2 separate regions of the Homo sapiens genome follow, and region 1 is linked to region 2. A link is a contact called in ENCODE Hi-C or POLR2A ChIA-PET data. All regions are on one chromosome and are shown on one strand. The core of a region is the stretch at or near the end of the contact, and the rest is flanking DNA. Distances in the headings are between cores, read along the strand shown. Region 1 has its middle 540 kb from the start of IGFBP3. Region 2 overlaps LOC102723446 (a long non-coding RNA gene).

Region 1 (3,694 bases), core at 717-3,216, 480 kb before region 2:
GTAAGTTAGTAACTATTATTATTATTACTGCTACTACGACTAGTCTAGGAGTTTCTAATGGTCCTAAAGGAAACCAAAACTATTTAACCCCAAAATATACTTCTTTGACATATTTTGAGATGGCTGTTCAGAGGTCCTGCAGATAAAAGTAGCCTTGCAAAGCTGTCTTTTGTGGGGGAAATTTCCTCAGTAGAGGAAATAAAGTGAAATAAACAATGGATGCAAGTAGGCTTTCTCTGGAGGCCCCTGTGTCTGGATCTAGAAAAGATTAACTGAGAGTCTGATACCCTTAATGGTCTGATGAAAACCATTACCACTGATTACCATCTACTCTCTCTGAGGGCTGCTACCTGGGGTTTCATCTGCGTGAAGTTTCCAACTGCTTTTGCCCTACACTTTTCCTTTATTCCCTTTCCCATAACCTGTCTTGCCCTATTCCAAGCCCCTCTTCTTTCTGTAACCTCAGGATGGATGAAACTTGTACCATCTGGTCCTTTCTTTGAGTTTTCTTATTTTTTATGACTTCCATTTACACATGTGCATGTAATATATTTGCATGCCATTTTTCCTATTAATTTGTCTATTATCAGTTTGTTTTATATATTCAAATTATCCAGACTTCAACGGGAAAATTTAAACTTTCCTACAGTCCCAACACACTTCTGTGAGCACTTTTAAAGCTCCTGGGATGAAACTACCTTTGCCAAAATTAGAACAGTGAGAAAATTATGACAGTGAAAGAGATCTGATCTAGCAAAACTGTCTTGCCTTTAACCTCTTAACTACCCTTAATCATTCCTGGGTTTAGGCCAAGATAACTTTGGGAGACATTTAGTTTATAGTTTAAATAATAATAATAGTCCTTCCCCAAAACTAAACTGACTTTGTAAAGCTAGTGAAAAACCATCAGGTTAGATGGATGAGAAGCCTGAATTCTGCCAAGGTATAGACTTAAAAACAATTACCAGCCATTATTCCGGATGTCACAAGATATGAAATTTCACTAATTACTCCTGCAGATAACATCATTATTATGGAACTGAAGATTAGCCTTTGAGATGTCTTTTCAGGTTTTTGCATTTCTAATGATGATGGCTCCACCTGGACCCACCAGCCATCCTGTGGCCCCACCCAGAAGAGAACCACTATCCACACCCCCATTCCCTTGCCCGCCAAACTATTCTGGAAAAACCCTAGCCCCCAAGTTTTGGGGGAGTTGATTTGAGTAATAACTTTGTCTTCCAGGTGGCATGGCTGGCCTCATGTCAATTAAACTCTTTATCGAAGTGCTGTGGTCTTAGTCAATTGGAGTTGTTTGTGCAACAGGCAGTAAGAACTCGTGGGGTGTTTACAGGGAGAGTACCAATTAACACAATAGTTACAATGAACACTCAAGATGTGAGATATAATAATAAATATTTTATTTGTGCTTCTCTGCCTTCCCCTGCGAGTCACCATTGTGAGTCTCTTTATGTCTTTGAATTTTCTGTTTTTCTACTTTTTACTGTATTTTTCTTGATTTATAAAGATAATACATGCTCTTTAAACAAAACTCAAATATTATATAACTAAGAAAAATAAATGTTTCAATAATTTTATCTTTTAAGTTAATGATATTGATGCAAATTATTTCACATTTTTCTTTTACATACTTCTCCCATTAAGAATTAGCTATTTTATTATTATTAGCTCCTTTATATTAAATAATGGAATCACTGAATATCTAGAAATCAACAAATCCTTTCTAGATACCATGGTTAAGCATAGCTTGGCTTGGTAAGCAAAACACATATTCTGAATACTTAAAACCAAAATCTTTGGGATGTTTTTTCTCTTGGCTCATGTGCAATTCCATAACACTGACGCATAACATTCCATTAAGTTAGATGCCAGTGGGAAAGTCTCACGTGACTATGCTGCATGTTCAGTCTCTAGACACACTCTGTCCATGTCTGCAGCTGAGCCTTTCCCTTAAGCATTTTTCTGACCCTGGACACATCTGGACTCCTGCCGTGGTGTGAGCACCTCACAGGCCCTGCCCTTGTTCAGTCTGTGTCTGTTTCTCTAACTCCAGGCACAGTGCCTGGGCTAAACTGAATAGATTCTCAAGAATTCTTGTGAAGCACAGTAATAGGTACATTTTACAAGGAAAACCAAGAAGAAATGCAGGTTGATATATATCATAAGCCAAAATTCGGGTGTGCAGATTGGATCCAAGAAGTGTGTGAGTCAAATGGACTACGACAACTGGCTTCACTCCAGCAGCTTGATTAGAGCCCTGGGCAAAGAAGTGTCTGGTACTCTCTGCCACACCACACACCTTGGCATGCTTAGGTTCCAGGGCACCGTGGGTAATCCTTGGCACTATTTTTTTTTTTTGAGATGGAGTCTCGCTCTGTCGCCCAGGCTGGAGTGGAGTGGTGCAATCTCAGCTCACTGCAAGCTCTGCCTCCCGGGTTCATGCCATTATCCTGCCTCAGCCTCCAGAGTAGCTGGGACTACAGGCGCTGGCCACCACGCCGGGCTAATTTTTTGTGTTTTTAGTAGAGATGGGTTTCACCGTGTTAGCCCTTGGCACTATTTTTATATGGTACAGCCATAAAATGGAATGAGTTTGTAAAAGTGAGACCCTATGATGAAGAGTTTGTGACTGTCAAAGCTGTGGACAATGTTAGGGTTAAAGGGAGAGCGCATTCGCTATTTTCCAGTATCTAAATAGAGGTCATGTAGAATTGAAGACCACTCTCATTTGGACTGACTTCAAAAGATAAATTTATAAGATGTGACAAAATAAGATTTAGTGTATTATGAGGAATGTTCTATATGATTCTTCAGGTGCACCCTGTCCAGTTGAATCCCAGTTGCCTGGAGGGATGACCCACTGATTAGTAGCCTTTACAGCTTTCCTTCCTCCCATGCCTCACCTCCCTATTCTCTCTCTTGTGCTTCTTGGGGAATCACCTCCAAACGGAACCTCTTGCACTTAAGATCTTGCTTCAGGATCTACTTTTAGGTAGAATCTAAACTAAGACATCTATTCCTGCAGGTGTGGGGCTAGGTTATGGAGTATATCCTAGTCCTCACTGTTGAAGAGCACGGTCTGTTTGGAGCAGATGGACATTACAATGAAAAAGGACTGTGAGAGGGATTCCATAAGGTCATAAGACACATGAAGCAGGTGGTAATCAATTCCACTCAGGATGCTGAAAGAAGACTTACAGAAGTGTCCCCTTGAGAGGGAACTTGAAGAATAAGCAGAAACTGACCAGGCTCATAATAGATTAGCAGTGTTTCTGGCACAGAAAATGCCATGTGCACAGAGAAGGAGGCTGCAAGCAACCACAAGACAATCAGGAGTGACTCCAGGAAGACTGAACAGCAGCCTGGGAAGCCACGGGAAAACAGAAGGAGACGGAACTGCAGAGCTTGAGCTTGCCAGGAGCAGAATGTAGAAAGCCAAGCTCTGGGCTGTGAGAATTTGGCTGCTATAGTATAAGCAGTGGGGGGACTTTAGAAGATTGAAATTAATAATAATAAAACAAATACAAAGAGAGTAACATAATCAACTGCCATTTTAGAGAGCGAGAACTTTATTTGCAATGTGAAGAACATGAATTGTCAGTAGGGAGTTCAGAGAATAATGTATTAAAATTATACCCCTCAGAAATTATTAGTGTCTTGTCCAGGATAGGGA
Region 2 (3,266 bases), core at 743-3,242:
TGTCCAGGGGCACATGTAGACAGCCATCAGACCACCTCACGAGGGGCCTTGGGGATGTGCCCGAGGTGAGCACCTGAGTTAACTGTGTTAGCCCACTGCCAGGTGTTGGCTGTGTAAGCTGGGTTACCTGGCTTAGCTATATTACTTGAGTTAACTCACTACCCTGTGTTACCTGTATTAGCCCATGACTCTGTCACCTGTGTTACCTGCATTAGCTCACCGCCCTGTTACCTGAGTTACCTGCGTTAGCTCACTGTCCTTGATGGTGCCTCTCAAAGCACCTGTGGTAAAGGGATCCAGGTGTGTGTTTTAATATCCATTCCATTGAAAACTGTTCCTCTTGTAAAATAAGTATGGTCCTAGAAAAATGAAATGAAGACAAAACACAAATCCCATTTTTTGTTAGATTCAACAGATATGAAATTACTCTGCCTAATTGCTGTAAAGTTCACATTGATTTACTCTCAATTTCTGTTCTTCCCTGTTGCGAGCCAGTGAGACACCCAGCCCTGGTCAGCCGGCCACATCCAGGAGCCTGGTGTGGCCCTCAACCAGTCCTCACCACAAACCTAGGATGCTGGCCCTGCTCCTGTCCTACAGATGGGAAAACTCAAGCCCAAGATTGTAGAGTCTCAGCCCAGGCCTTTGCCCTGCCAAACACCTGGGCACACCTGTGAGCCTAGCTCCTTCCTGACCTCCAGCATGATCAGGGACAGCAGGGACAAAGATCAGAGACGAAGATGACCCAACATGTGTTCTCCCTTGAGGAGGACCACAGATGCCTGAGATCAATGGGTGGACAACCCATGACTGCATCATGGTGTGACAGAGAAACGGTTGGCAGGCCACATGCAACCACAGAGCAGGGAAGAAGAGAATCCTCCCTGCCAGTACAGGGAGAGCCCCTTTCAGCCCCTGGCTCATGCCCCAACCTGGAGACTCAGTTTCACCTGCTCAGCCCTCTCCACACCTGACCTCGAGTTCCACAAACAGAGATGATGATTTATGTGTTTTCACTTCCATCCCCCTTCCCACCTAGCAAGGCATCTGCTCATAAGCAATATCCACAAGAAGTTATTTAAAGGAAATAATCAGCAGAAGAGAAAGTTGGGATGCAGTGGCCTCTTCAAGTCCCCTGCACACCCCCACCCATGCATCCTGTCACAATGACTGTAGTGTGTGAATTCCTATTACTCCCTTTACAGAGGAAGAAAAGAGGTACTCTTGCCCAATATTTTCTTGGGCCTCTGGGCCATCCAGGGCCACAGCCATAGTCCAGGGGTTGAGTTTTGTCTATGCAGCCTCCCCTACTGACCATGAACTCCTCAGGGGCAGGAACATGCTCATCCCTGTCCCATAACTCCAGGCAAGTGGCCCACCAAGGGGCCAAGCACAAGACATCTGCCCTGATATCGGTTGTTCCAGAAACACTAGCGCCTTCTGGGGCCCCATTCTTGCTGCCAAGACTTAAGTAGTCACAAAAACCTACTGTCCCCTATCCTGCTGGTTGAAAGAAAGTATTTAGGGCAACTCAGAGACACTAAGGAAGGAAATGCTTTTCAAACTTTGCAGACTGTAACATGCAAAGGGTTTGAATGTCTCATAGTGAAGTTTTTGTTTTAAGGAACCTGAATATAAAATTAGGAATGAGCTGGAATGCTGTCTTGGACTCCTCGGAGCCTGGAATTTCTCCGACCTTCCCCATAATTGGAGCTGCCCCGTGAGTCTGAACACGCACCCTGTGTGGACGTGAGTTCACTCAGTGAAAAGCTCCCGCTTGCTTAACTCTCACAGCTCACCTTTAAGTGTTTGCGTGGGTGACTTCTTCTGTTGCCCAGACAACCACACTGTCACCGGGCATTTAGCTGTTGACACGTTAGGCATGTTTCACTGCATAGTGAATCAGCATTCTCTGTCTCTGGAATGAAACGAGGAAATTAAACATCAGAAACTTCTAAAGTGGCAGGAGGGCTGAAGTAAGAAATGCACAAGAGGTGACTCATCCTACTTTGATTCTGTGCCTTGGCCACAGACACAAGTTAACCCTGTAATGCCCACTTGGGAACAGTGGCTCCCGGCTCTTAGGCATGCCCAGCCCCTGGCTGCAGCAGGCTCTGACAAGGCTCTGGTGAGAGATGGCAAATACAGTGCCTTTGGGGCCAGCAGACAGCATCATTGCATGGAGAGGTGAGAAGTGAAAAATGCCAGCTCACCCTAAATGCACTCAAATCCCTGTCTTTTCCTCAGTACAGGTCAAAAGAATGATCCAGATTCAGCTCAACTGTGATCCCTGAGATATTCTTTCATGAAATAATTCTTGTAGCCAACACCCTATTGGGACAACCCTTGCTGATTCTGAAAGGTTGTCTATGTCCCTTATTTACTTCCAGCTTCATAATGTCATAGAGATTCTAAGGTGGGGATTCCCATTCATCCCTTTACAAGGGAAGAAAGGAGACACTCTTGACCAAGATCTTTAGACAGACAGCAGAACCGTATAGTTGACTCTGAGATTAAAAACCCAGTGCTCTTTACTCAATAAAATGCTGCCTCTCTAGTGAAATAAGTTAATGCACCTTTATAAATCACCTTATTTTGTGGTTACTCCTTATTTTGAGCCTTATTTCCAGTGGGTTCTCTGGCTGCTCTACCATGTAGTCTTGTTGAACTCCTCATCTGGAAGGGCCACATCTATCATGTGGGGTAAATGAGATCATTTCAGACCTTGGAGTCATAGACCATGAAGAACCTTGGAGGTAAATGGAGAAGAGTAAAGGGCACCATCATTGCTGCCCAGCCCCATCCACCGCACCCGGCACCCACCACCCTGCACTAAGTCCGAGGACAGCAAAGAGGCCAAGTGCTCCTCTCCAAGGGTGTCCCATGTCTTTCTGGGCACCAGATAGTGGGGCCTGTGGTTAATTCCCAGAATGCTGAAAATGTAGGGTTGTATGAAGATAAAAGAAAATAATATGTGTCTAGTATTATGTAAACTGCAAAGAGTAACATCCAAGGAGGGCGTTACCCCATGAGAAATCAACAGACTTGCTACAGCCCATACACAGTATCTGAGGGCGGCTTTGCTGAGGGGCTGGGGTCCTGGGGAGCTGCACCACTTCCAACACCCAAAGCCACCAAAAATTTCCCTCCACTTTGAGCTTTATCTTCCTGTGTTCCCATAGCGTTATGAAGAGAATCCAGAGATGACACCAGCCTTGCTGAGTGCACCTGGTGATGTTTGCTTTAAGGCCAGGGGGTCTTTAGAG

What was found. Hi-C counts contacts between places; a loop is a spot of excess contacts on that map. ChIA-PET counts read pairs that join two places held with the same protein, here RNA polymerase II (POLR2A). Pooled maps may share reads with other maps.
Region 1: a pooled map shows a loop between it and region 2 (2.2-fold over the local background). The contact joins two enhancer-like sites. A Hi-C loop is called at or near these places in 2 of 50 pooled maps. POLR2A ChIA-PET finds 5 or more read pairs at or near these places in 2 of 52 experiments (MCF 10A and PC-9).

The regions. Positions count from the first base shown.
Region 1 is chr7:46,454,688-46,458,381 of GRCh38, reverse strand. No RefSeq gene overlaps it. Among named protein-coding and RNA genes, the nearest start is that of IGFBP3, 540 kb to the right of the region's middle. Within about 2 kb of position 1,966, at least 2 of the 41 ENCODE cell types and tissues checked have a DNase peak (open chromatin) inside an H3K27ac peak, as active enhancers do.
Region 2 is chr7:45,977,002-45,980,267 of GRCh38, reverse strand. LOC102723446 (a long non-coding RNA gene) reads right to left here. Exons shown (of 4, transcript NR_187744.1): 2 at 1,800-1,918; 3 at 241-359. Among named protein-coding and RNA genes, the nearest start is that of IGFBP3, 57 kb to the right of the region's middle. RefSeq lists an enhancer at 1,442-2,641. Within about 2 kb of position 1,992, at least 15 of the 41 ENCODE cell types and tissues checked have a DNase peak (open chromatin) inside an H3K27ac peak, as active enhancers do.